Linked DNA regions of Homo sapiens: region 1 is linked to region 2. The links are chromatin loops, found by intact Hi-C in ENCODE. Cell type or tissue: heart right ventricle. All regions are shown on one strand. Links, peaks and the distances in the headings refer to the core of each region. The heading gives the core; the rest is flanking DNA. Region 1 overlaps IQSEC1 (IQ motif and Sec7 domain ArfGEF 1). Region 2 overlaps IQSEC1 (IQ motif and Sec7 domain ArfGEF 1).

The links. Peaks named below come from ENCODE experiments on the same cell type or tissue, not always from the same donor. Only the 100,000 strongest peaks of a DNase experiment are listed, where the experiment ranks them.
Region 1: a loop joins it to region 2, with 2.2 times the contacts of the local background. A loop is called at or near these places in 32 of 110 quality-filtered maps.

The regions. Positions count from the first base shown.
Region 1 is chr3:12,916,468-12,930,963 of GRCh38, reverse strand. It overlaps IQSEC1 (IQ motif and Sec7 domain ArfGEF 1), which reads left to right. Exons shown (of 14, transcript NM_001134382.3): 4 at 6,222-6,383; 5 at 8,722-8,844; 6 at 10,368-10,534. All of the region lies in intron 4 of LOC105376956 (a long non-coding RNA gene), which reads right to left. Among named protein-coding and RNA genes, the nearest start is that of LINC02022, 39 kb to the right of the region's middle. RefSeq lists an enhancer at 2,890-3,389. In heart right ventricle, for the core only: a CTCF peak has its summit at 7,799; a DNase peak (open chromatin) is centred at 4,136; H3K27ac peaks cover 5,302 bases.
Region 2 is chr3:12,977,663-12,992,158 of GRCh38, reverse strand. All of the region lies in intron 1 of IQSEC1 (IQ motif and Sec7 domain ArfGEF 1), which reads left to right. Among named protein-coding and RNA genes, the nearest start is that of IQSEC1, 89 kb to the left of the region's middle. RefSeq lists silencers at 1-230, 9,403-9,452 and enhancers at 1-230, 11,910-13,109. In heart right ventricle, for the core only: CTCF peaks have their summits at 7,589 and 7,789 (motif pointing right); a DNase peak (open chromatin) is centred at 7,788; H3K27ac peaks cover 2,818 bases.

The DNA.
Region 1 (14,496 bases), core at 3,371-11,370, 62 kb after region 2:
TGGAAGTGGCACCTCTCTGCAGGACCCTAGGTTGCTGCATTGGAAGGGCATTTTCAGGTGTGCAGGGACTCTCCGAATGCTGAAGTTGGTGAGTCTATCCTCACCCCCACAAGCAGTTAACAGTTACCAGGGCTCAGACCTCTGACCACGGAGATCCTCGGGCACTCCAAACCCTGTGTTGGTCTCTGCGTTAATCATGGCCTTCTCTGTTGCATGTGACAGGAACTCTATCAAACTGGGTTAAGCAAAGAGGCTTTACTGGTTCACGGACCTGAAAAGTCCCGGGTATTTCTTGGCTCCATCTGGCTTAGGGTTGGCCCTGCCCCTTGCCAGATCCTCCCTGACCCAGGGCAGGAGGGCCATCAGAGAACCCCAGGCCTGTAGTCTGACCTCAAGGCAACCCCAGTAGGAGGAAGAGAGATTCTCCTCCCCTCATCGGCTCCTTCTGGCTCTTGTGCCTCTCCCTGAACCACTTGGGCAAGCAGGATGCAGGGCTCTGACTGGCCTGGAGCAGAGAGTAGAATCTGCCCACTAGGTCTTAGGGCCTGAGCTGGAGGGTAGGCTGGGAAACCTGGGGGCTGAAGCTAGGTGCTTGGGCATCCATCCACTTCCACATCTCTTAGGCATCCTGAACAGTTAAAAAGGACTGGAGCCAAGCACAATGGCACATGCCTGTGGTCCCAGCTGCTTGGGAGGCTGAGGCGGGAGGATCACTTGAAACTAGGAGTTTGAGGCCAGTCTAGACAACATAGTGAGACCTGGGTCTTAAAAGAGAGAGAGAGAACCCTTTCCTGGATCCTGCACACCCCTGCTGGGAAAATACCAGGGTAAGCACTCAGTGCTTTGCTCCAGCAGGTAGGTGTTCCCCACGTGCAATCCACAGCCTTGCAGCAGCTCTTCCTCAGAGCCTCACACAGCTCACTCTTCCCACCAGCAGCTCAGCTTGCCGCTGAAAGACGATGAGAGATGCGTGTGCAGGAAGTGACTGGTGCAGTCTGTGCTTACCTGTCACACTTGAATCTGAATCGTCATCTGATGTGAGGAAAAGCTGGCTCAGCCAGCTTTAGAGGAGGCAGCTAAGGCCAGACCTGGGAGCACACAGCAGGGATGGAGCCAGGAGGCTCCGACTACACTGCCTGCTGGGGCATTTTAGGGGGCAGCAGGGCCGGGGGTACAGAGGTGGGTCAGGTATAGATGATGAGAATGTTGCAGGCAGCACCTGTTAATGCTGGGTCCTTACAGGGTGGAATCAAGAAGAGCTAAAGAAAGAGTAACGGGTATACACAAAGGGACTGTGGGAATGGGGTGACTGCAGAGTTGGACGGAGTGGATTTTCAGCAGCAGGAAGGGCATCCGGAGGGTAGAGGGAATTTTTAGGGACTTCTGGGGCAGAAGCGTGGATTATAAGTCCTGGTACCCATCATCTTGCTGGGCAACCTGGAGCCAGTTTTTTGACCCTTCTGTGCCCCCATTTTGTTACCTGTCAAGGCTTTTGCATTGGCTGTTCCCTCCACCAGGGACCTTCTTCCTGGCTCTCTGCCCAGGCTCAATGCCATCTCGTCAGGGTGGGCTTTCCTGCCCGTCCTTCTGCCCCTTCCAGCTGAAGTCGATGCCGTCCCAGCTTTCTGTGGCATCACCCCGGGTGAGTTCTTCTAGCCCAGGCCTCTCCTTCCAGCTGTGAAGCCTGAAATGGTTTCTGAGGCCTGAGGCATGGTACGTTATGAGTACGAACTCATGGATTCTTCACAGTAACCATTGTGTGAACTGCTGTCATCCCCATTATACAGACACACAGAAAGGCTAAGTTCACTCACCCTGGGTCGCCCAGCCAGAAGTGGAGCTGAGACGGAAGTGTGGGCTTCTGACTCTCCCAGCCATGCCCCTGATGCTTGTACTGTAGCATATTTCTGTATTCTTGGACTTTATCTCCGTCTGTATCCCTCTCTAACTAGAAAGCATGTTTTTTGACGATGGGGACCATAACTGTGCTAGCATAGCACCTAGCCAGGGTAGGTGCCCAATAAATGTTTGTGGAATGAATGAAGGAGGTGGGTGTCCATAGGGGACCGCACAGCTTCCCCCTTGAAGTGACACAGACCCCTCAGCTCACAGTTCAGTGGCTGAAGCATGTCCTGCAGCCCTCTCCCCAGGGCAGGCGGGAAAGTAAAGTCCTGCCAGGAGAGGAGGTGGTGGGGGTCCAAGGCCACACCAAAGGCCCACCTTCGACCTGTGTGATGCTTGGCAGACCTTGTGGAACTCTGTGAGGCAGGGCACAGGTGGATGGAGAATTCACCACCCAGCAGGGCCACCAAGGACTGATTGGGGAAGGAAGGGCTTCATTACACGGGCTAGGAGTAGGGGAGGGTAGCAAGGTCCCAATGGCAGGGGATTCCCACCAGTAAATGCCCAGTGCCCTGGCCGTCTGCTGTCAGGGAGGCTGTTGAGGGCCTGTCACTCCTGCAGGGAGCTTTGCGGAGACTCCCAGCCCCACCCTGGAGCCGGCCCTGGCTGTCCAGCTGCAGCTTCTCCCTAGTTCCCCTCAGGTCAGCAGCGAGCTCTTCATCACCGGCCTAGGCCCCCTCACTGAGCATCCTCACTTCTGCGGTATGGCCCTTGAGGCCTGCCGGGTGGAATCCATCGCCCGCACTAGGTTCAGGCTAAAAGCTGACGCCATCCTGGACTCACTGCTCCTTGTCCTTCTTGCTCCTACCTCCACCGCCCCCACCTCGGCCACCCCCACCCAGATCCATCAGCAAATATTGACACCTCTGCCCTCAGACTGTGTCCTCAACCCGGCCCCCTCCCACCTCTGCTGCAGCATGGCCAGGTGCCCACAGGAGCCCCTCACTCAGCTGCCAGCTGGGCCCTGGCCCACGATCTCCCCAGCATGGCATCGCTCTTGTGGACTTAGGACCCCATCACCACCCTCTTGACCTCACACTGGGGCTTCTCAGCCCACTCGGGAGAAAGCCAGACCCCTCTCCATGGCCTGCTGTACAGTGCAGTCTGCCCACCGCCCCACTACCCCCTTCGCCTTCCCCCAGGGTCCCTGTGCTCAACCCTGGAATAGCCTCTCAGGTCTCCCCACCCACCTCAGCACCTTTGTCCTCACTGTCACCTCTTCCCAGAAAATTGCCTGATACCTCAGTCTCTGTCCCTTGCCCCCTGCACAGACTAGGCCTCTCAGCTGCACCCGCAGGGGCCCACGGCCTACTCCCAGCCAGTGTTCACCAAGAGGTGCCTGGCCCAGCAGACACATGGTGCTCACCTAATCCTGAAGAGCCCACGTGCCCGCTTCCCACAGCACCTTCCCCTCTTCCCTCTGTGCTCTGAGCACCTCCAGGGCCGAGGAGCCTTGTCCTGGAAGTCCCTGGATGTGGCACATCCACATCAGAGGGTGGATGGGGGCAAAAAAAGAGCAGCGGCAGAAGGCGGGACCCGGCTGGGCCTGGACCTGGTCACTGCAGCGGTGGCCTGGAGGGACCAGACAGCCTGGGTGGAGTTAGAGCATGCACCTATGTGGGGAAGGGACCAGACAGCCTGGGTGGAGTTAGAGCATGCACCTGTGTGGGGAAGGGACCAGGCAGCAGGGGTCGGGGAGCCTAGCCCGGCTCCCCCACTCACTGCCGTGGAGGCCAGGGAGCATAGGCCCAGGGACGCCAGAAGGTCTGATTTTTCAGAAGCCAGAAATCCAGATTTTTTGTGCACTCTTCCAGTTTTTAAATACTGGCAACGAACTAGAATTCTTTTTGTTAACAGTGTGTGGGCCAAAGAAAACCCAACTGTAGGTGAGCCATGGCGACCCCTCACCTGGAAGCTGAGGGAGGGAGAGAAGGGTGTGGGCTGGTGCTGGCATGGAGCAGGATGGTGAGGACCCAGAATCTGCTCTGGCCTTGGCTGTAGAGGCCTGGGGCATTGGAGCAGTTCTTGTTTGGAGACCCCCGAATCATAGCGAGGCATGTGATCTTGTGAATAGTGAAACCCTGGTCCTTCCATCCTGGGTCCCTGGGACAGGTAGGGACCGGGGCCACTCCATTACCACTTCTGTGCCAGGACCAAGCTGGCTGGTGTCTGCTCCCTGCCACACTCCTGGGGACAAGCTTACGGGTGTGGCCATCCTGGGATAAAAATAGCAGGGTCACCTTGCAGCCAGGAGGCTTCCTTTCACTTGCACATGGAAATGCGGTGTCTGCAGGGCACTGCTGTCAGCCAGGAACTGTGCAGGTTATGGGGCAGGTGGACACCGGTTTCATCTCCATCCCCCCCACCCCGGGGACAGAAGAATGCTGACTTCTACCTGCTGGGGCAAGGGGTCAGGCCCGGCCCCCTAATTAGTGGATGACCTGGCCGATTACACCCTAGCACAGGTTCTAGGTGTGCCATGAGGCAAGGGGGCCCAAGCCACACTGGGCTCCTCATGGACTCTTGAGGAAGCACGTGTCCCTGGAGGGTGTCCCCAACCACTTGACAGCCCTCGGTGACTCTGAGGACTCCGTCCAAGGGGACATGGAGCCAGTCTGGCCTGATGGCTCCATACAGCTCCCTGAGTGGCCTGGCAAACTCCAGAGAGGACACCCATCCTTCAGGGTCACATGTGGCCATCTTCAAAGCCCTCTCACACCAGCCTGTCTCCTTTTTTGTTTTTTTTTTTTTTGACATGGAGTCTTGCTCTGTCGCCCAGGCTGGAGTGTAGTGGTACAATCTCGGCTCACCGTAACCTGCGCCTCCCGAGTTCAAATGATTCTCCTGCCTCAGCCTCCTGAGTAGCTGGGATTATAGGTGTGAGATACCACGCCCAGCCAATTTTGGATTTTTAGTAGAGATGGGGTTTCACCATGTTGTCCAGGCTGGTCTGGAACTCCTGACCTCACGTGATCCACCTGCCTCAGCTTCCTGAAGTACTGGAATTACAGGTGTGGGCCACCACTCCTGGCCCAATCTCTCCCTTTGACCACCAGGACCACCCTGCCAGGTCAGCCAAGCAAGAGACCTACCACAAGATGGGCAGGACGTCTGAGGCCCCAAGGGAGAAGGGGCCTGCCAGGGCTCACACGGCCGGAGTGCCACAGCGGGGCAGGGCCTGCTCCCAGGGCTGGTGTGAGCAGCAAGGTCAGTGCCATGTCCCTGCAGCCTGCCTGGCCCTACAGACACCTGGCCAGGTGCAGACCTGGTGTGCTCTGGCCTGGCGCTAGGCCCCATCAGCCCACGACACACATGCCGTGCCCTATGCACATCCCTGCCCAGGCCTGGTTCTGCACACACCTTGGGCACCAAGAAGCTGGAGCCAGTGGAATGACCCATGCTCTGGGGGTCTGGTCTCCAGTGGACACACTCAGCCCTGCATGGCCAGCCCTGCCACTGGTGCTGTGACCTCCAGCTAGAAATGCTGCCTTCCTGCACCTTCATCACCCTCCCATGAATTAGGACTCGGCATAGAAACCTCTTACGGTGCTTACTGAGTGCGTCGTTGCAGGCATCTGACTACTTCCTCAGTGTTTACAGCAGGGGAAGCCAGGACCCCTGGAAGGTTATATGGCTGTTGGGCTCCCGAGTCTGGGCTCCTGAGCACCGCAGGTAACCAGAGTGCTGACCTCCTGGAGTGGGAATTGAGTGAATTAGTGTGCACAGGGCGCCTCAACAGCGGCGGCACAGAGCGATTTCTCCCCGCCGGTGCTGTGGTTGCTGTTATTACCCGTTGGCAGGCGGGGAGGGTTCCAGTCTGCTCAGAAGTGCAGCCTGGCATGGCGGCTTTCACACTGAGGGGAGCAGGGAGTTGGGCCGGACAGGGAACCCAGTTCTGAATGTGTGTGCGGGAGTTTGGGGCCAGTGCCCGGCAGCCGAGAAGGGGCTGCAGGCAGGGCAGGGGAGTGACGGTCCAGCTCCAGCTCCCACAGAAGCACCCCTGCAGCCAGCCCAGCCCATTCTTTGTACAAGGTCTGGGTGAGTCTAGGTGAAGGTGTTTGTACCAGGTCCCCCATATTTGGGTTTTGGGACAGGGCAGGATGCCTGGAGCCCAGGGTCTTCCAGTGCCAGCCTGGGTTCTTGAGTTCCCACCCAGGCTGGAGATGGAACTAGAGACCCCTGAATGCCTACAGGGATGAAGGCCGGTGCAGGTGGGCAGGGAGGGAGAATGTCGACCGTCCACTGAGCGGAGATCCCCTCCAGGTGCCTGGCTGGTGGCCGGGCAGCTGGGACTGAGTGTGCCTCTCGTCCTACCCCAGGAAGCCTGAGAAGGGAGTCCAGTACCTCATCGAGCGTGGCTTTGTGCCCGACACGCCCGTCGGGGTGGCCCACTTCCTGCTGCAGCGCAAGGGCCTCAGCCGGCAGATGATCGGCGAGTTCCTGGGCAACCGGCAGAAGCAGTTCAACCGTGACGTGCTCGAGTAAGTTCTGCATGGGGGTGGTGGGGGACCTGATTCCACACACGCCCTCACGCACCCTGTGTTACCCGTGGGCACACACAGGGCCAGGCCCACCCTACTTGCTGGGACATGTGGTGGGCCCCCCTTTCTCTCTTCCTAAGTCCTAGACACACACATGCAGATGCCCCACATCTGCCCAGCACGCAGGTGGGCACCTGCCCTCCAATGCACCATCCCACATGCGAACCCCACTGCCTGTCCGCCCACCCTCTGGCATGCACCCTTGGCCCCTCCCTTCCCTCCATCCCTAAGCACGGTTGATCCAACCCAGCACCAAGCATCACAGCCCTCAGTGACCCATGTTCCTGCAGCTTCTCATGGCAGGGCTGGCAGGAGCAGGCAGCTGGACGTCAGGGCCTCTTCCCCTGGCCTGGCTGTTGTCCTCCTGCATGGACTGCATGCCCTGTTTGCTCCTGACTCACCCCTGGGGAGAGTGGTGGGGAGTCAGATCAAGTGACCTGCCTCCCCGTGGGCGGCCCGTGCCACGCTCTGCCCCTGCCTCATTCTCCCGGCTGGGATATTGGGGCTGTGCGTCCTGCCCCCACCTCCTGATTCCACAGCTCTTCTCAGTTCAGAGAGCTGGTGAGCATAGCACTCCCGGCTACTTGAAAGCCTGCAGAAAAATGGGTTCCCAACTCCCTGAGCCAGAAGGGTGGGCCAGGAAGAGCACTCAGAGCAGGGTGAAGTGCTGGCCATCCAGGGGCAGTCCCTTCTAGCCGCCCAGCCCTGCCCATGTGCAGCCGAGGGGACCAACGAGGGCTGGGGAGAAGGTGCCCGGGAGCAGCAGCCCCTGGAGCACGAGGCCTCACGTTCCCTGGGGCTGGCCAGTACGCCTGCCATCTCTGCTGCTTCTCCCTAGGAGGCAGAGGGTGCCGTCGCCCTTTTTGTCTCATGGGTGGGGAAACCAAGGCTCAGAGTGGGAGGGGCTGGCCTGGGCACACATCCCCACACACGCAGACTCACATACACGGCACTCATGTAGTCCCCGTCCCACACCCAGGAGGCTAAGTGTGGCCAGCACATGGCAGGCACCAGCAGAATATCTGTGCCCTTGGTCTGCCAAGCATGCACAGGCTGGGCATCTTTCTCCCTGCTCAGCACCTGGAGAAGCCTGCTGTATCGTTAGGGTGGCTACTGCCCCCTCCCCTCTTTGAAGCAGGCGTGAGGAAAGGTCCAGGGGAAAGCCCATGAGCTCCTTGGTAAATGCCCAGCTCCCACCCCCATCCCCTGCAGCCATTCCTATGCTGCCCCGACTCCCCACTCCAAGCCGGTCCCTGGTCCTTAGGAAATCCGCACATTGTTTTCCTCAGGTCAGAAAATAGCAGTGGCCTCAGGAAGTGGCTGGCTCCCCCGGGCCACCACACCAGGCATCTGCAGGGCCGCTGCTCCTGCTGCTCAGCAAATCCTCTGCCTGCTCCCTGCTTGCCCTCTCCCCACTGCTCCGAAGTCACCTCCAAGGCTGTTGCCCCAGGAGGCCTTGAGCGCTCAGAGGAGGGTGGGAGCAGCTGCATCGCCCCCATGTGGAGATGGCCCTGGGAGAGGGGTCAGGCCCTGTGTGGCCAGGCCTCTCTCTGCCCCATGGGAGTGACCGCAGCATCATTAGGGAGCTTGGCCAGAAGCTGGAGCCTGCCTCAGGGCTCCTGGTGCAGACTCCATCTTCTCTGTTCAGGGGTCACCATAGGAGGGACTGGAAGGGTGTGCCGGGGCAGGGCCATGGGAAGAATGTGGAGACCATTCATCAGCCGCCCCTCCAGGCCCTGCCCCACAGATGAGGGTGCATGGCCCTTTCAAGTCCCTGGAAAAGCATCTGCAAAACCCAGCCCACCACCCCGATACTCTCCCCACAAGAGAACAGGCTTATTCTGAAAGTCAACACCCTGGGCGCCCCTTTCCTCACTGTGAAAATGGCAGCAAACTCCCCAACCCCGTGCAGAAGGAGAGGAGACTCACAGTGGCGTCCACTGTGTGCCTGGTGAGGGCTGTGCTTAAAAATGCTTGTCTCTTGGGAAGGGCTTTGATCCAGATAACCATATGCTCTGCCCCACTGGGAAAACTGCCAGCATAAATATAGGCACACGCGCTTCCCTACAGTTCCAGGGGCTTTGTGGGCTCCCCAGAAGACTGGAGGTCTTTTTGCTGCATTCTGAGGGCTCTTGGCTGATTGGTCGGAGTCAGGCAGGGGCTCTCCCTGCCAGGAGGCGGTCCATTCCCAGGGCTTCAGGCACCACCACCTGGGGGTGGGCTGGGCGTGTCGCACCTGCAAGGGGTGCTTATGCGGGGCTGTCTGTCTCTATTCCAGCTGCGTCGTGGACGAGATGGACTTCTCTACCATGGAGCTGGATGAGGCCCTCAGGAAATTCCAGGCGCACATCCGTGTCCAAGGGGAGGCTCAGAAAGTGGAGCGGCTCATAGAGGCGTTCAGGTGGGGCCCGGGCTGGCTGGGGCTGCTGCATCAGGGAAGAATGGTGTCCCCCAGCTTCAGGGCCCGAGGATGGACCAAAGACTGCATCCCCACCATCCCTAGACAGGGCCAGGTGTCCCTGAATGTTGCTTTGGGGGTGATCGTACTGGCTCCTCCTACGTTCCAGGCACTGTGACGGGCTCCTTTCAGCCATTGTGAGGTGGTGGGGGTGGAGAAGACTGTACCGATTATTTTAATTGTGAAGATGAGGAAACTGAAGTTGAAAGAGGTTATGATTGCGACTGCTAGGATTCTGGCTGTTCACATCAGGATTCTGAATGCTCTTCCTCTAATTCCCCCCAAGCTCTGCATTCATCCACAAGTCCATCTATCTAGTCATTCATTTGCTCATTCACAGTGACTCGGAGCACAAGCCAGACAGCCAGATGCCTGGTTCAGTCACCGACTCTACCACTTACCGGCTCTGTGGCCCTGTGCTGGTTACTTAACTTCTCTGTGCCTCATTTCTTCACCTGTGAAATTGAATAACAGTAGCACATACCCTAGAAAGAGGTGCAAGGATGAAATGACACAGGACATGTGGGCACACTTAGCCCAGTTCCTGACACAACAGTGAGCTCGCGGTCACTACGCAGTCATCCATTCTGGGATCACGTGCAGACTGGCAGTGTAGAAGCCTGCATGTTTGGTGCTGGGTGTGGGCGGCACAGGTCAGCTGCTGACCCAGCCCTCTGGGCTCCACACTGGTGATGGGGCCAGGAGGATCGAGGACACAGAGGGAGGACAACCCCAGGGCCCTGGCGGGAGGCAAGGTGCACCCACCTCCTTCCAGGACGGCTTCCTGGAGGGGAGGGCACTAAGCTGGGCTCCTGAGCCTCAGTCCCGGTACTTTGCCTGGCTCCTCTACTCTGTCCCTGCCTCTTGTCACCTGCCCCTCCACGAGGTCACCAGTGGAGGGGCCCCTGGGGTGGCAGCGGGAGTGGCAAGCGGGCTGACTCCAAGGCAGGGGGGTGTTCTTGCAGCAGTCGGTCCACAGCTGTTGAACCTGAGGCCCCTCAGTAGCCATGGCTGAGACAAGGCAGAGTGCTTCTCCCTCTGAGCTGGTGTGGAGGTGCCCCTGGCTGCTTTCACCTCAAGGTCCCGGAGGGCAGGCCTGACACCCACTGTGATGTCCCCATTGCAGGCAGCGGGGAGAGGGGCCCAGCCTTACAGGCACTCACATCACATGTGTTCACATCCCATGGGCTGAATGTGGTGGTGTGGCTACTCTGAGCTCCCGGGAGCTGGGAAATGTAGTCCTCCCCAGGACGGCCATGTGCCCGGCTAAAATCCAGGTAGGAGGGACTACAGTAGAGTGAGGAGGGCAAGTGAGTAGTCAGGGCCAACTCCGACAGGCAGGTGTGATCCTCGCTCACCAGAAGCAGGAGCTGAGGCTTAGCGGCACATGACAGCCTCAGCGGGTGAGAGAGGGGCCGTGTCACTTGCTGCGCCATGGCCCTGACCCCCTCCCTCCCGGCCCGCAGCCAGCGCTACTGCATCTGCAACCCTGGGGTGGTGCGGCAATTCCGGAACCCAGACACCATTTTCATCCTGGCCTTCGCCATCATCCTGCTGAACACCGACATGTACAGCCCCAATGTCAAGCCCGAGCGGAAAATGAAGCTAGAGGACTTCATCAAGAACCTCCGAGGTGAGCTGTCTCAGGCGGTCGGCCAGCCACAGATTTGCTCCAGCACCTGCCCCAGCCAGGCCCTCCCCAGATGTAAGGGGCGTGAGGCAACCTCCAGTTGGGGAGCTGTGCTCCGGCACTCCAGGGTCTGGCATGGAGGGGCCTTTGGGGAGCACAGATGACTGGAAAGAGCATTGCCTTAGAGGAGCCCCCGTGGGACACAGGCTGCATGACACAGGCCGGGGTCTCGAGGTGTTGGGAAACCTTCCTCACAGAGAAGGTGACACTGTTAGCTTGTCCTTGAAGGATGAAACTGGCCTTTTTCTTTGTGTCTTTACCTAAAAGTATATATTTTAAAAGGGGACTTGATATCGCTACTGTAAATGGAGAATGAGTAGCATTTGCCACATGTAGAAAGTAATTATACATTCTTTCTTTTCTTTGCAAGAAAAGAAAGCAGTGCTGCTGAGTTCTAGCCCAGTGCGGCTTCCGGCTGCTGGCACTGGAGTGCAGACCCGGCTCCCTGCCCTCAGGGAGGTGGGCATGTGCTGGGAGGTGTTGGTGCGGAGTCTACAGGCAGCGAGGCATCCTTGTGTGATCAGAAACAGGAAAGGAACTAAAAGGCCGTGACCTTCTCCCAAGTGGCTCTGTGCCAGCCCAGTGTGTCCCCTGTGTGCCCCAGGGTCCCCGGAAGGAAGGAGGAAGGCACCGCATCCCTCAGTCCCTGTGGGAACCCTGGCTGCAAGAGCTGAGGGTGGGTTGAAAACAGGGGCTGAGGGTTCCTTGGAAAGGTTGTCACTATTTGTAACAGCAAAGAAGAGCCAGTGTGAATACAGCCTGGCTCTAAGAGCGTGTGGAGCTGACAAAGCTGTTCATTCTTAGTTTATTCAACAGCGGTTCTGCCGTCCCTTCTCCTTGAACAGTGTCACTCTCCAGGGAGCAGCTCCAGCTCTACTCCGGGGTCTCCAGGTGCCCTCCCCTTCCCCTGGTGGCGGGTGCCGCTGTGGCAGGAAACCCAGGTAGCAGAGGCCTCAGGGAGATGGCACCTGAGCTAGGCTCCAAGACCTGAGTGGTTCTGCCACCTCCCTTGGGAGGCAGGAAGGGGCGCTGAGCAGGCTGGGGCGTGGCTTAGAGCTCATGGACAGCCATTCCCTGCACCCAGCAGTTACTGTACGTGGCCTCCTGCAAGGTCTGAGGGGCATCGCAGGCCCCAAGTCCATCAAGTCTGTAGTTCCTGGGAACCAAGGCAGCTTGAGAGCTCCCGAGGGCCACCAGTGGACACTTTGATGGTACAACATGTACTCCCAGGCCCAGGTGTCCAAGCAGCAGCCAGGAGGCCGGGCCTCCTCTACATCCACCCGGGGCCTCTCATCCTGAGCCTCCCTTCTCATGGGGCCAAGCCTGTTTCTAGGATTCACAGACCTCCGCATGACCCCTGATGCAGGCTGGCCATCGCCTCCAGGAAAGCCAGCTGTGTGCTGCATGCTATTGGCAGCCCAGGGGGAGTTTGAGGGTCTCTGATTTGTTTTAATTACTTCATGTATTTATTTATATTTAGAGGTCCCTCTGGCAGCCCAGGGACAGTTTGAGGGTCTCTATAATTTGTTTACATTTATTTATTTATTTATTTAGACATGGTCTTCCTCTGTCGCACAGGCTGGAGTGCAGTGGTGCAATCATATCTCACTTCAGCCTTGACCTCCCAGGCTCAAGAGATCCTCCTGCCTCAGCCTGCCAGGTAGCTGAGACCACAGGCGCGAACTGCCATGCCCGGCTAATTTTTAATTTTTATTTTTTCTAGAGGTAGGGTCTCACTATGTTGCCCAGGCTGGTCTTGAACTCCTTGGCCTCAAGTGATCCTCCCACCCTGGCCTCCCAAAGTGCTGGGATTAAAGGCTTGAGCCACCGTGCCTGGCCAGGTTTTTTTTTTCTTACTTTAGAACCTCCTGCACGTCATCTGGGATATGCTGGATGAGACATAGCAGGAGGAACCAGAAATGACTGGCCTAGAGTAGAGAAGGCTTGGCAGGGCAGGGCTGCTGAGTCAGGTGGCGGCCAGTCTGTACCTCAGTGGCAGTGGCTCTGTGGGTCCTGTCCATGGTTGCACCCAGTACTGCCAGTTCTCTGGATGACAGGGTGGCAGGAGCCTCCCCACTTCCCATGGAAGGGGCTGTGCACCCCATTCCCAAGAAGGGAGCTGCAGGTTCTGTCTCCCAAGCCTGGGCTGTCCCCACCAAGTCACCCCTTTTCAGCCCAGAGCTCAGGGACATTCTTTCTCATCTTCCTCATGCTTCAGAATGGGTGATCAGGGCTCAGAGAAGGAAGGGACCTGCCCAGGGTCACATCAACCAAGAAATGGCTGAGGCCAGGCAGGTCCCTGGACTCCTGGAGCCAGCCTGGTGCTCTGTGCCGAGTGCATGGACAGCTTGTCCTTTTTGTAGGGAAATCCTCACCCCCTCCCCAACACACATCCTCTCTGGAGTGGGTCAGCGCAGTTTGTCCAGTGGGTCCCGCAGCGGGAGAGCCCTGGGGGCTGGAGGACTGTGAAGGCGGAGTAGCTCACCACGGAAGCCAGTCCAGGAGTCTTTCCTTGTTATTAAAGTTTGTTCTTAAATTTTTTAATTTATTTTTTGAATGGATATTCACATAGTTTGAAAGCCAGAAAGTAATATGATCCAGCAGTTGTGCTCCTTGATATTTACCCAAAAGAACTGAAAACTTAGGCCCACAGAAAAACCTGCACACGGATACTTATAGCATCTCCATTCAAAACTGTCAAAATGTGGCAACCACCAGACGTCCTTGAGCAGATGAAGGGATAAATAAACTGCGTGCCTCCAGACAGTGGAATAGTGCTCAGCACGAAAGAGAAGTGAGCTATCGACCATGAAGAGATGTGGAGGAAACTTAAGTGTGTAGCACTGAGTGAAAGAGGCCAGTCTGAACAGGCTGCGTGCTATGTGATTCCAACTCTATGACATTCTGGAAAAGGCAAAACTATGGAGACAGGAAAAGGATGAGTGGCTGCCAGGAGCTGGGGAAGGGGAGGATGGGTATGCGGAGCTCAGAGGATTTTTAGGGCGGTGACACTGTTCTGCGTGGTGCTATAATGGTGGATGAGGGTCGTTCTACGTTTGCCCAAACCCACAGAATCACAGCATCTGGAGTGGACCCCAATCTAAAACATGGACCTCGGGTGACGCTGATGTGTCCGTGTAGGCTCATCATTGTGCCAATGGAGCACTCTGGTGAGGATGGCGACAGCGTGGAAGGCTATGAGTGTCGGGGGGCAGGGCATACATGGGAAGTCTGCCTTCTGCTCAATTTTGCTGAGAACCTACACCTGCTCTAAAAATAATGTCTATTTAGGAAAATAAAAATAAAAAATACTGGAAGGTGCCTAGCAGTTTCCTTCCCACCCTGCCCCACCTGCTCAGGGCATAGCCTCTGCCCCTGAAGTTCCTCGATTTTGGCTTCTCCTGGCTGTGCCCCCTAGTTGTGCTCCGCTCATGCAAGTGCACATATGCAGGAATGGTTTTATCCCCTGCTACTTTGCACCTTGCTTTTCCCACTTACTAAATCTAAGAGAAACGGCCCATGTGCTTTACTGTGGCCTTCTTCACTGTTCTTGGCAGGTGCGTAGTAAGTAGTCTGTCGTGCTGATGTGGGATGATTGAGCACTCCCCTGTTAATGGGTACACAGGTTACTTCCAGCCTTTTGCCATTTGGAAACAGTGCTGCGATAACGTTGTATGTGTCTCATTTCCCATGGGATAAGTTCCCCAAATGCAGTCAGTGGACCAGAGGGTGCTAGAACTTGTCATTTGGACAGGCATTGCCAGGTTGCCTACCCCGGGTTGGAGCATCTCCTGTCCTGCCAGCCATCTGTGGGAGGTCCATGTTCCCCAAGCACTGCAGCCTTTTGGACTGCAGTCTGGCGGATGGGTGAGGGTAGAGCTCACTGCAAAACGAGTTTGCATTTC
Region 2 (14,496 bases), core at 3,058-11,057:
CCCTGTCCCCAGCTCTCCAGCAACCCAGTCATCCTGAGAGGGCTGCTTCCTGGGGAATGCTCGGAGGACTCGGTGTCCCCTCAGAGGTCTCTGCAGTGGAGGGACAAGGGAGGGGGCCTGTGCTCACCTCTGCAGGGGACTGTCTCCTGCACGGTTTGCAAACATTAGGTAATCTTGGGTCTCATGACTGGAGTTGCCACTCTCTTTCAAGGCTGCTTAAAGGGCCCATGGCAGCCCGCCCTTCCAGCCGCTGCTCTGACCAACCTGCCCTGCCCTGCCTGTCCCATGCCTGCTGTCCCCACACCACCACCCTTGGTTTTAGTCATGCTCCCTTCCCCCATTGTCCAGAGGGGAGTGCTGAGGCCACACCAGAAGAACTGCGACCATTTGTGTCCTCAGCTTTCCTGCACACAGTTTCAGCCATTGGTATAAGGGGTGGACCTAAGCACCTAAGTGTCCCCAGCCAAGAATACAGCCATCCTTTGTTCTTGTAGGAAGCTGCCCATCACTGGGCTGTGCAAGCTGGAGCTGCCTTTGTGCTGGTCAGGGAGTCTGAATCTGGCCTCTGGTAGGAGAGTTGACCAGAGCCCTCATCACTCCCCCTGCCCCTCATAATTAGGCAGGTGGGGAGTGGGGGGCTGCTCATTCCTATCAAGAGGTGTTTCTCACGTGCAAGAGGCTGGCAAAAGCCCATTCTGTTGGTGAGGTCCGTGTAGACTGGGGTCCCACGCACTGCCGCATCTCAGATCAGCATTCATTACCACCATGCAGTGAGATGCAAACCTGCTTGTGGGAGCAGCATTTTCTGGAGCCCCCTGCCTTTCCACTGGGCCCCCGCCTCGCCCTGCTTTGGCTCCTGCGGGAAGGAACACCCCACCCCTGCCATCTGGCAAACTCCGTTCATCCTTCATCACCCTCATCCATGATACCTCTTTGGCAAATCCTGCCCTGAGTCCCTGAATCTTCCCCGCGGGGATACCATTATCACTGAACAGAAGGGCGATGCAAAGCAGGGCGCAGGTAGGGACTGACTTTAGACCCCTGGTAATATACCAGTCTTCCAGACTCCCTCTCACCCCCTGCCTCGGGGCTATTCAGTGGGGCCATCATAGCAAGCGTCAGTTTGGAAAAGCAGGAAGCAGGCTGCTAAATTCTCAGTGACTTAGAGAACTGTGACTCAGAGAACTGTGTATGTGGCTTTCTAATCCAGCAGGATTGCAGTGCAAACCCAGCGAGCATTTTTTTCTAAGCATCTACTCCATGCCAGACCTGATCACAGGGGCTTTCACATGTATTTCCCATTTCGTCTGCAAAACCACAAACCTATCATTCCCTTGTATGATGGTTCTCGAAGCATAATATTAAAACAGTGTCAATCCCACAGGCCAGCTGGAATGATGTAGGATGCTGCACCATTGATTGTCCTTTCAGCGTTGCTCGGTTGCCCCAGAGCCCCAGCAGTTTACCAGTCTGTGTACCCAGACACCCTCAGGGTGGCATTCCTCTGGGAAGGGCTTCAGACTCAAGTGCGCGGAGTCCAGACTGACCCAAATAAATCCCTGCGTGCCGTGTGTGACAGCATAGAAAGCCAGCTGTGGGAGCTAATGACCTCTGTACACACAGCTTGGGCCTTACCTGCTGTCTTTTTAGAAGGTAACCCTGGCCTGCGTCATTCCTTATCCAGTTGTGCTTACACAATTTCTTCTTCCAGACTGTGAACTCCCTGAGGGCAGAGTGGGGCCTGAGGCATTACTTCATCCCTAGTGCCAGGGGAGGATATAAGTTCTTGTTGTGCCTGACTGAGACTGAGCTGAATCCAAACAAGGAACAGGCTGCCTTAGAAGGCAGTGAGTTTCCCTCATCGGTGTGTGGAGTGAGGCCAGGTGGAGGATTCACAAATTTCAGTTAGCTGAGATGCCCTGCAGGACCATTTTAGCTCCAAGACTCCCACAGCCAATGATTTATTTTTTCAGTGATCCAAGGACTTGGTGGAAAGCTATCAGGATAGTAACACAGGTTTGTAACAATCCTAAAAGTGCCAACGTGTTTTAATAAAGCCAAGTGCCGAGGGGTATTATGGGAGCATTTCATTATTTAGCTCAGCCAGATGCTGAACTAGGACCAGGTTTGGGGCTTATCCAAGTGGACTGAGGGTTTGGTATAAAAGGAACCAGGAAGAAAATTGAGCATCTTATGGCTAATCCTTGAGCAGCAGCTGGGGTCTCTGTCTGTCACTCTAACTTAGGAGGCCTTTAGGTCAGAGAGCCGGACTCTTTGTTGCTCTGGACAAGTCCCTTCCCCTCCCTGAACCAAAGCTTCCCCATCTTTATCATGGGGGACCTAATCCCTACCCAGGCTTCCTTACTGGGGGCTGCGAGTTTGGAAGAGACCGGAAAAACACTTTAGAAGTCAGAACCAGCACTCAGGAGGGTTGAGGGCGGGTGAGGACAAGAGGGACTGAATCCCACAGATCGTGGTAAGCTCAGGTGTGTGGAGTGGCCCAGGGCCAGCCAGCCTTTTGGGGGCTTCAGAGTCATGGATGGGGTTCAGCCTTTCTGTGCTTCCAGTTCAGTGATCCTAGGGGTGCTTGAAGGCAGCTGGGCTGGGTTCGAATTCCAGCTGTCAGCTTCCTAGCTTTGTGCATGACCTTGGACAAGTCACTAGGCCTCCCTGTTTTCTCCTCTTTAAAATGGGGTGATGATGGTACCCACCTCCTAAGGCAGTTATGAAGATAATTCTGTGAAAGTGTGTCAGTATCATACAGTTGTTTTTCTGTTTTCTCCTTTGGGATATCACAGAAGCCACCAGGGATTTCTAGGATCTGAAAGTGCAAATAGAAGCATCAGCTCCATTCATTTACTCATTCAGCAAATATTTATGGAGCACCTACTATGTGCCAGATTTTCAGTTTGGTGCTGGGGTTACCACTGGAGCAAAAGAGACCGAAAGCCATGCCCTCCGGGAGCTTTTATTCTAGTGGCAAGAGACCCACAATACATAAGCAAACAAAATAATTTTGGAGTGCTAAATGCTAAAATCAACCCATCTGCTCCAGTTGGTGTTAAATGTGATTTGCAATGGAAGAACTCTTCCAAAGAGACCAGAGAGGAGAGCCTTGGTTTGGGCTTTGCCTAACCTAGATTCTAGTCTTGGCCCTGCTGGCTTCTAACTTGCTTTGCATCGTTGGGCAAGTTCCTTCCTGTCTCTGATCCTCAGTTCTTGTCTGTGACATAAGAGAGCAAGATGAGCCCTTCTAGCTCGGATGCTGCTGCCTGGTGGCTCTGCAGTCACAGCTTGGAGTCCATGCCTTTCCCCACCCTTATCACATGTACCTTTCTATTTTAAATGTGGTCACCTGTCATAGAGAAGGGTGCAAGGACAAACATGCACAGCTTAAAGAAAAATAAGAACATGCGTGTGACCACTGCATGGGTCAAGAGACTGAGCATTGCCCAAAGCCCCCGTGTGCCCCTCCCCAGCCTGCTCCTCAGAGATTGTCGTCATCCTGACTTTGTGCTAATAATGTCCCTCTTGCCCTTCCTGTCGTACCACCTATGGAACAGCTTTTTACAATATAATTTTGCTTTTATTATTTTTGAGCTGAATATAAACAGGCTGTGGATATTTGTTCAGGTCTGGCTCCTTTTGCTCAAAGTTGCATCTGCGAGATTCACCTATGCAATAAGTTGCTGTTCATTCTTTTATTTTTATTGTATTTATTTTTATTTTTATTTTTATTTTTTTGAGATAGAGCCTCGCTCTGTCGCCCAGGCTGGAGTGCATTGGCGCAATCTCAGCTCACAGCAACCTGCACTTCCCGGGTTCAAGCAATTCTCCTGCCGCAGCCTCCCCAGTAGCTGGGATTACAGGCTCCTACCACCACGCCTGGCTAATTTTTTGTATTTTTAGTAGAGATGGGGTTTTGCCATGTTAGCCAAGCTAGTCTCAAACTCCTGACCTCAAGTGATCCACCTGCCTCGGCCTCCCAAAGTGCTGGGATTACAGGCGTGAGCCACCGCGCCCAGCTGTCCTTTTAAATAAATAGTATTTCATTGTATCGACAGGCCACAGCTTATGTATGCAGTCTACTGTGATGGACCACATGGGTTGTTTTCAGTTTGGGGCTGTTGCTCTTGAACCTGTGTCCCAGCACACATGGCATGAGCTGTCTCTGGGGCACATACTGGCTGTAAAGCAAGCATACAGCCTTGCCCCAACCCCACACTGGGCATTGTCGGTCTTTGTCGTTTTCACTCACCTGGTGGGTGGGTAATGGTTTCTTGCTGTGGTTTGAATTTGCATCTCCCCGATGAGGTTGGGGATCTTTTGTTTGTCCATTGGCTGTTTGGATTTCATCATTGGTGGAGTGCCTGTTCATGCCTTTCACCCATCTTGGGCTGTCTTTTTATTTCTTTACGATTTGGAGGCTTCTTTGGGTGCTACAGATTCTAATCCTTCGTCAGTTATCCACATTGTAGACCTCTTCTCCCTCCCTCCTGCCTGCCTTTTTCACTCTTTACAGGGTGTTGGGATAAACTTCTCAATTTCAGAATTCTTAATTCAAGTAGTCAACTTTCTCACTTTATTAACATTTTTCGTGTTTTGAGAAACTCATTCCTACCCTGTAATCATGAAGATTCTCGTTATTCACCTTTCACATTAGGTCTTTAATCCACCTGGAATAGATTTTCATCTACGGTCTCTCTCTCTCTCTCTGACACATGCACATGTGTGCACATGCACGGCCCCAGGTGCACACATATACCCATTCCCAGGTGGCCCGGCACCATTTGGTGAGAACCGTGTTCTTTTCCCTACCTGCACTGCCCCCAGCACGTACCATACCTCTCGCTACAAGGCAGGCAGTGGCCCAACTGCAGGCTGTGGGCTGGGAGGTGGTAGGGACAGGGCGAGGGCAAGGCGGACAGCCCTCCCCGCCCCCAGCAGGACCAGCTGCTGCTCCTGCCAAACAGGTCTGTGGGGCTGCAGTGTCACGTGTCTGGCTGGCGCTGACTCGGGAGCTGGCGGATTAAGCAGGGGCTCAGGGTTTATGACCCGCACTGGCCGCAGCACCAGATGGGGGACGGCTGAGGGAGCTCATCTGTGTGGGCAGCAGAGGAGGCCTGAGAAGCCAGCCAGGCTGCGGCTGTTTGTGGCAGGAGGCCCCCACCCACAGCACTGGACCAAGGTAAGGGAAGGGTGGGATGGGCCAGCCCCACTATTAGTATCTCTAGCTGGAAAATAAAATGTCCCCTCCCAAGCTCCTTCTATCTTGGTCTGTTGGGGCAGCTGAGATCTGGGAGATGCCACAGCCCACAGCAAGCCCCTGCCGGGTCTCGGTCCCCTGTGGGGAGCACACATGAGCTCACATATGCGCACAGGCACCCTGCCAGCCTGGTTCTCGTCCCAGCTCCTCGTCCTCTTCAGTGCCTAGTATGTGCCTCTGGGTGGGAGGGTCACTGCCAGCCGTTAGCCTGCCCCCTAGACCCTGGTGCCTTTCCCCAGGCGGTGCCCCATGCCTGGCCTGGCAGGACGCAGCCAGTAGAGGACCGACCTCCCACTCTCGGGTTCACCAGGCAGGGGAGAGGGGAAGGGAATGAGTGCGTGCTGAGCACCTCTGTGTGTCAGATACCTCATCTTGGGCCATCGTTACTCCTGCCTTCCAAGGTAGGAAAGATTCACCTGTTTCATAGATGAGGAAACTGAGGCTCACAGAGGGGCTGAGGATGGCCACCTGCATCTCAGTAGTCTGCCTGTGTGACCCCAAGGAAGCTGCAGGCTCTGCTCCTGGCCCCCGGGGAACTCTCAGTTGTCTGACAAGGCACATTGCCTCTGGCGCAGGGCTGCTGTTACCTGGGGCTCCAGGGAACTCTAGGCCTCTGGGGAAAAAGTCGGGACAAAGAGCAGGAGCCAGAGCCTCAGGTCCCAGCCCAGCTCCCAGCCCAGCCTGTGACGTAGCCTTCCCTGTAGCATGCTGTCAGCCTTGGCCAGTGGGTGTGACCTGGGCGCAGGGGTCCAGCCTGCGGTGACCTTGCTCCATTTCCTCGTTTGTAGCATGGAAGATGTCAGTAATAGCATCTCCCTCCTCAGGTCGCTCAGGCTGAAATGAGATGGTAAAGAAGGGCTTTCAAAACATGGCCCAACAGGCAAGGCCCATGGGCACTCAGTCAACCCTAGCTTTCATTTTTACAGAGAAGGTCAGTATCTGGGGTCCCTTCATCTTCTGAAATTCTGAGCTCCTGTCTCTTTCTTTTCTGCCTGGGCCATTTATGTATGGGTTTAGATCTATGAATTTAATATTTGCTTAGGAAATACAGGCCCATGATGAAAATCTTAAACATTATAAAAGAATATGCAGTGAAGACTATGTATGTGCCCCCCTAGAAACATGGAAAGTATTTTTCAGGTATCTGGTCAAAAACATATAAACGTTTATCACCCTCCATCCCAGACATACTTGGGCAGTTTGGTCCTCCCCTATCCAGTGACCCCCCCCACTCTGCCACCCGTCCTTTAAATCCGCCCACTCTGGCCTGGGGAACCCAGGCTGCTGCCTCCCTCCAGAAGTCACACATATTTGTGGGTGCTGGCACCAGATTTTCCTTGTCAGCAGGACTTAAGGAAAGCTGCAGCCTGGCACAGGGCAAACGGTTGGCGGGGGGGGGGGGATTGTTAAGCAGTAAAGAACGGTGTCTCTGTGCCCAGTGAAGGCCCAAGTTGGAGACCAGCTCTCCCACCCCCAGGCTCCAGCAGATCTGGATCTAGAGCAAGGGCGGGGCCTGGGGACCTGACTCGGGCCCAGCCTGACTGCCAGCTGGCCATTGGGTGACCTTGAGGCAGCCCTGGCCCTCTCTGGGCTCCTGACTCAGTGTGGGAGCCCAGCGTGTATGGCAGCCTCAGTGAGAGGGCTGAGGGTGTGCCCCCTTCAAGACCCAAGCAAGCCATACCTCACCCAGCCCACTTGGGCTAAAGCCTGTGATGTAGGGATGCAGTCTTGATTGCCTTAAAAATTTGACTACTTAAAAATGTAATTGCGGCTGGGCGCGGTGGCTCACGCCTGTAATCCCAGCACTTTGGGAGGCCGAGGTGGGCGGATCACGAGGTCAGGAGATCGAGACCATCCTGGCTAACACGGTGAAACCCTGTCTCTACTAAAAATACAAAAAATTAGCCGGGCGTGGTGGTGGGCGCCTGTAATCCCAGCTACTCGGGAGGCTGAGGCAGGAGAATGGCATGAACCCAAGAGGCGGAGCTTGCAGTGAGCCGGGATAGCGCCACTGCAGTCCAGCTTGGGCGAAAGAGTGAGACTCCGTCTCAAAAAAAAAAAAAAAAAAAAAAAAAAATGTAATTGCTTTAAAAGTGTTAATAGTGCACTGGGAGGAAGCTGAAGGCAGTGCTAAGTCTGGCTAACATGTTTTCTCTTGATCTTGTGACTTCTGGACCTGTAAGCGACTTATCTTTGTCCATGTAAATCTCCTAGGGGGCTGAGGGGTGGGGCTTTATCTTTCCCCAGGAAGGCAGCAGGTGGTTCCATGTGGCTACAGGTCGTGCATGCATGGCCCTTAGGCTTCCCAGCCCCCTGAAAGGAGGAGCAGCATTCACTGTTGGTCTTGGGAGGGTGGCAGGTACCCAGAGTCACTGTCACCCTGTGGGGCAGAACTCCAGGCACTCCCAAATGTACAGATACTCAGGTTGTGCACTGCATGAGGGCAGTTGGCAGAGGAACAACTGCACTCTAATGGCATTCTTGTTAGCTCAGCCCTGGGCCTGTGGGGCTGTATCCACCAGAAGAGGGCGCCTTTTACAAATTTACTCAGGGGCCCTACATGTGGATGGTGAAACTAGACTTGAGTATGCTCGCTAGCAAAGGCATGGGGTCTCCTCCCTATCTCCCCGTGGTCCTCCTGTGCTCAGTTGTCTAGAATCTCCCTCCAGGGACTCTGCTGGTAACCCCAGGGGAAAGGAAACTCCAAACACCTTCCCCGATCCATGGGAGCGGCTTGAGTTAGACCCAGCCTGGTGAATTTCAGAGAGAACTGGACCATGGACCTGACCTTGGGGGCTGGAGGATGGCCTGACTTAGAGAAGGCCTGGGTCCCTATCTCAGTTCCAGCTGTTTCTGGCACTCTGTACCTTGGGTCAGGACAGCTCTGTGCAGACCATCTGTTTACCATGTTACTATCCCCCAGAACCCACGTATGAAAGGCCCTTACCTCTCTGCCTGCCCCCTTGAAGGTAGGTGCTTTATTTTTAAAGGCATGTGGATTTGGGGACAGGGACATACATGAGCTGGGCATATTCATTTCATCCACAAATATTTATCCAGCAGCTAGTTGTGCCAGGCGCCGTGCTGAGGCTGGGCATAAGTGGGGTATGTCGGACAACCTTATTCTTATCCTCACGGAGCTGTCCAGAGGGGAGAGGGAAAGGGAAATTGTCCTCTGAACAGCATCGCCCAGGTGCTGGGAGGAATTGCCCAGCGTGGCCTGTGAGGTCAGCCCAGGCGTCCCTGAAGGAGCTGAGCCAAGAAGGTGGAATCGGGGCTGAGTGGGCTCCAGGGGCTGGCTCAGCACCCCCTCTGGGCACCCTGCTCAAGGCTGGGGCATCACTTCATCCTGGCCGCTCTGTCTCGGGGCTAGGAAGGCCAGGCTGCAGTTCTCCAGCAGGGTGACAGGTGGTGGGTGGGCTGGACCTGCCAAGACCAACCCAGTGAGAGGTGGGGCTGGGGATTGCTTTGGTCAGGCCAGGAGTGAGCCATGCTTCCTCCTGCTCCTCACCCGCCCCCAAGCCAGCACCCAGACTGCAGTTGTCACCACGCCACCTTTCATCCCCTCCGAGGACTGCTCTACCAGCTGTGCCCTGAGCTGTCGTTTTAATCTGATCTAAATTTGCCACCATGCCCAACCTGGGGAAGGTTGGGTGAAACCCCTGTTTGCAGAGGATGGGGCTTAGGTGCTGGAGCTGGAGCACCCAGTTCAGATCTGGATTATGCAGCTGGGGCCAGCGGAATGCTGGCCATAAAGTCCCTGTCTCATAGGAGGGGCAGGTGCAAGTGAGTTACAGTGGGGAAGGCCCTCAGGAGCCCCCAGTGAGCAATAGCACTCCTCACCCTCCATCCCACGCACAAGCACCCAGAGAGGGCAGACAGCTGTACCTTGCTGAAGGTTGATTACCACGGCCAGGGCCTCCCTCTGCAGCCTCAGGACAGGGTTACCTGGGCCCGCACCTTGCCACTGTCTCTTGCAAGCTGGGAACGTTTGGACTAGTGATTTCTCAAACAGCCTCGGTTTCCTCCAGTGCCTGGTGCATGGCAGGCACACAGCAGATGGGGGCTGATGCTGTTTTGTTTCCTGAAGTGACCAACAACAGCCCCACCACAGGCAGGCAGCTCTTTCCTGTCAGTACTAGGGGCTGCAAGCTGTGGTGCTGAGCAGGGTCATGCAGCCTCAGCCACCAGGACTAGAAAGGGGACCCCCCAGTCAGTTCTGCCTATAGGACCCAGAGCATGTTCCTCTCTCTCTTTCTAGAACAGGGCTTAGACTTAAACACCCACGGGGGCCAGGCAAATGGCATGGGTGCTGGCGTTGGTTGTGGCTAAGAACATTTTTTTCTTTAATGGCAATGTTTCTCAAAGTGTGGTCCAGGGAGTTCAAACCATTTAAATAACAACAAGCAGCTGTTGTTTGCCTTATCACCATCATTCTTGCACAAGTGTGCTGTAGAATATTCTAGAGGCCACCTGACATGTTGGTGGATAGACTGAGGCTTTTGCTATAAAGATGTCTCAAGGTTGATGATGTCTTAATTTTAATTTTTTAATATGGTAAATGATGATAGATATCACACCCATAAACAATTTTGGGATCCTCAGTTGAGAGTGTACAGGGAGCCTGACACCAAAAAGCTTGAGAACCACTGGCCTATACTTTTTTTAAGCGTGTTTGATAAAATGCTAAAGGACAACTGATGGTGGGTTCCAATATGGGGCGCAAAAGAGAATGGGGGGGATTTTGGCAGAACAGTGCTTAACCTGCTAACAGGGCACCACAGTGACTCAGCACCAGTCCCAGGTGGGCAGGCAGGAACTCATGTGGGCCCCATGTGGCAGTGCATCCAGCTTTCACAGGAAGCCCCAAATCCAGCTCAGGTCACACAGAAACCATCTGGGGCCAGAGCTGTCTGGGGATCTCCAGTTGCAGCCTGTGACCTGGGGTCTTAGTGTCCCCATCTATGGAACAGGCAGCAGTGGCCCCTTGTGGGATGCCAGGAGGCAAGTGCTCAGGGTGCAGATGGGGAAGAGGATGCGGGCTGGTCTCACCCGGCTCCTGACCCCATGGCGGACTCGAGGCTCACCAAGCTGCTGCAGAGGGGACAGGCAGCAGGAGGCGGGTCCTCCACAGCTAGCTCTTCCGGGTGTCCTTTGTCAGCCTGGCATTAGCATGTATATATGAGAGAGAGATTTCACAGCTAATTCTACAATCATACTTCACAATTCTTTATGATAAAGAATAATTTTAATGGTAATTTTTTATCTAGCTTTGTCTATGTTTCTAACATGTTTATTTACATGGTTTACAATTCAAAAGATACAAAAGGGTATATGGTGAAAAGTTCCCCCTGTTGTTTCTACTTGGGGAGTGAAAGGGAACGGGGGAATTGTGACGAAACAACACTAGTCCCCCAGCAGCCGGTTCTCCCCCCCAGAGATGTCTCGTGTTATTAGTTTCTTGTGTCCGATTCCAGAGTTTCACATATACATAAGCAAATGCCTAGAAACAAATGTTATCCCCCCATTTTTAAACACAAATGTGGCAATGCCATACACACAGTCTGACACCTTGTATAGCTAACTTTATCAATGACTTAGCCCTACAAGGTAGATATTACTATCCTCATCTATAGGGAAGGAATTTGAAGTTCAGAGTTTCTGTGATTTGCCCAAAGCAACACAGCTAGGAAGTGGCAGAGCCAGGATTCAAACCCAGGTCTGGCTGGCTCCTGCTCCCCCTAAGCACGACCCCGCCAAGCCTCACCCCTCTGCTGCCCTTGGAGTGGCTGCTGTGGGGCCTCGTTCATCCATCAGATGAGGCGAGCTTCCATCCTGCATTGATCTCTCAGGACACTTGGGTTGCAGTTGACAGAAACTCACCTGAACACTGCTTAGAGGAAGGGAGAATTGATTGGCTCCTCTCACCAAAGTGCAGAGGGAAGGAGTATAATGGAGCAGGGTCCCTCCTGAGGTCAAGAGGCAGGATCGGCTAAGACAGCCATGGTTGTCACGCTGCTCACAGTGCTCCTCCCAGGAAGGAGCATCCACGCAGCCCTACTTGGGTCCCTGCAGGCAGGGCTGGACAGTGAGAGGCTCACCAGGTCCAAATGCCTGGAGGACCAGACGAGGCCCAAAACAGGAGAGAACAGAAGGGCTCTTAGGAAGAGGAAAGGGCCTCGAGGAAGTGAGGAACACAGGCAAGGTCCCATCCCAGCCCCTCCCTCCTGATCTCCCCTCCCCGTGCATGGCAGGGCATTGAATGTGGAATTATCCTTAACCAGGGTAGTAATTACTGAAGATGTAGCTGGCATGTTGAACAAATTGTTGTGTGTTTGTAGTTACAAATCATGTTCCTAACACTCCAGGGGGTTCCAAACCTTGATATCTTTGCTATTAACACATAAATTACAGTTATTTATGGAAATTGCTAGAGAAACAATTGTCTGTGGATTGTGTTGCATGAGGGATGCTCATCATGGATCAACTCCAGGAGCCTGAAGTGGTCCGTCTGGGTCTCAAGACTGAAGACTTTTAGTTCGTGGGGTCAGGTTCTTGTACCAGCCAAAGGCTGACTTGGCTCAGGGGCTCCTAGACTTTGTCACCAGTGCATGGGCAAACAGGTTGGATTCCCAGCTCTGCCACCACCAGCTGAGTGGCCTGGAGGTGAGTCATTTAACCCCTCTGTGCCTCTGTTTCCTATGGACTAAGAGGGCCCACTTGAAGGGGTGGTGGGAGCATTACAGGAGATAACAGAGGTGCAGCCCCTTACACCTGCCCTGTGCAGAAGGTGCTCCTGGGCCCAAGCGCCTCTCCTTCTCTCTGCACAGCTCAGGAGGCACACAGTGGGGCAGCAGCCAAGTCTTGTTCCCAGGAAGAGTGGAACAGGACGTGGAGGCCTCCAGCTGCATGCCCCTGGCACCAGGCTGCCTTCCCCCACCTCAGGTAGTCGGGAAATCATTTCTCGCTTGAGTATGCTGTTTCTTGTTGCGCAAAATGGATTCTTAGATCCTTGTTACCCACCAAGCAGGGTTTCAGGAAGTATGAGATCCAGGCCGCGAAACGATTCCGGGTGAGGCACAGGCTCAGCTCTTGGTGACATGGAGCATACCACCTGGAACATGAGAGAGAGTTCTCCTTCCGGTGCTCTTTCCGCCCTTCTGATGACATCAGACAGGAGGGTCGGCATGCTGACAGACCTTTAATGTCTCTTTATCACCCACAAAGGCTTAATGCAATGTATTGATTATATAGGGAGTAATACAGTCATGGTTCAACAGTTAAACATACAGAAGGGTACACAGTGAGCTATGCGCCACGCCCTTCCACGTCCCATTCCCCTCCCCAGAGACAACCGCTGTCCAGGGACATCTTAGAGTGTGTGTGTGCGCGTGCTGCGTGCATGTGTCCGCCTTTTTTGTAACCCAAATCCAGCATTCTTCAGCTTACCTTTTTCATGTAGCACTATGTCTTGTATCTCAGTCCCTATCAGGATATAAAAAGCATGCTTCTGTTTTATTGGCGGCGTCCTGTCATGTGGATTCTCTGTGCTTGCTAATCTGTGTTGTAAACAAAACACAGCAGGCCTCAGGGATGGGGCTGATAACAGGATCAAAGCAGGAGTTTATAACAGCATTTTGTTTTTGTTGATTTATTTTCATGGGAAAATTCAATTTATGCTTAGTGAGGCTGGCTTTTCACTTGTGGAGCAGATATAAAGTTTTCTTGATAGAATGAAGAGCGTTAAGTAATTGGAATGTATACAGGTGCTATGTGGTTGTTGGGAAAACTAAACCCAGGTCACTCCCACTCCTGCTTACACCCTCACAGGATGAAGCTCCTGCTCGGTCCACTGGCCTCATGCCCCACAGCGCACCCATCCCCACACTTCATGCCCCATGTAGATGCAGAACTACAGGAATATTTTCCAAGTTAACCAAGCCTTTGCCCTTGCCACTTCATGTACCTGCAATGCCTTTATCCTGCTGGGCCACCCGGTGAATTCCCATTCATGCCACAAATCCCAAGACAGGCATCACCTCCTACAGGAAGCCTTCCCTGAATGACTAATCCACCAGCTAGCAATCATTCCTGCCTGTCTACCAGGTTGCTCCTATTACTGCATTTAGTGGCTTTAGTGGCTTACTGTTGTGCAAAGATTCTTTTTTATTTATTTATTTTTTTTTTTGAGACTGAGCCTCGCTCTATTGCCCAGGTTGGAGTGCACTGGTGCAATCTCTGCTTACTGCAACCTCCACCTCCAGGGTTCAAGTGATTCTCCTGCCTCAGCCTCCCGAGTAGCTGGGAGTACAGGCACCCGCCCCACGCCCGGCTAATTTTTGTAGTTTTTTTTATTTTAGTAGAGACGGGGTTTCACCGTATTGGCCAGGCTGGTCTCGAACTCCTGACCATGTGATCCGCCCGCCTCAGTCTCCCAAAGTGCTGGGATTACAGGTGTGAGCCACCGCGCCCGGCCCTGTGCAAAGATTCTTAAACTGCTGCAGGTATTACAGTCATCTGGGGGGTGGGAATTTGCATTTCAAATGATTCCCAGCTGAGGCTGCTGCTGCTGCTGTTTCTAGGACCCCACTTTGAGGACAACTGTTGGAGTGCAAGGAACACAGGCTGAGTGTCAGCCTACTGGGCTCTAATCCCAGCTTCATCACATGGGCTGTGTGTCTTAGTGCAAATTACTTACCTTCTCTAGGCTTCAAGGCCTCTGTGATAAATCAGAAAACAATCCGCACCTTGTAGAATTTCTGTCAGGATTATGTGAACTCATGCAGGAATGTAGTTGACGCCAATTGTGAATTACTTTCACTCCCCTTACCCAACCGAGTTTCCTGAGGGCAGGGCCCACATCTGCAGCCTCTGAGATGCCTAGTGCCTAACACATAGTAGGTGGGAAGGTATGCTGGGAAGTTATTGAGCACATTCAGGAATGCACACATTCTCAATGACAGATTTATTCAAACAGTGAATCACACGTCACACATGTCCTGCCTCCATTAATTCTCAATCAGTGGAGTTGGGTCAGGTCTTCCTTCCACTGGGACAAAAGAAGGTGTTGTTTAAATCAGTAACATAAAGATGACTGCAAAAAGGGATGTTTAACTCACTTAGGAGACGCTGTTGATTTAGGAGCACTTAATGGCATCCATTTACAAAACAGGTGAACCCAGCACTTATTATAAATGAACGTATCTATTCATTACAGCAGAGGCCCTGCA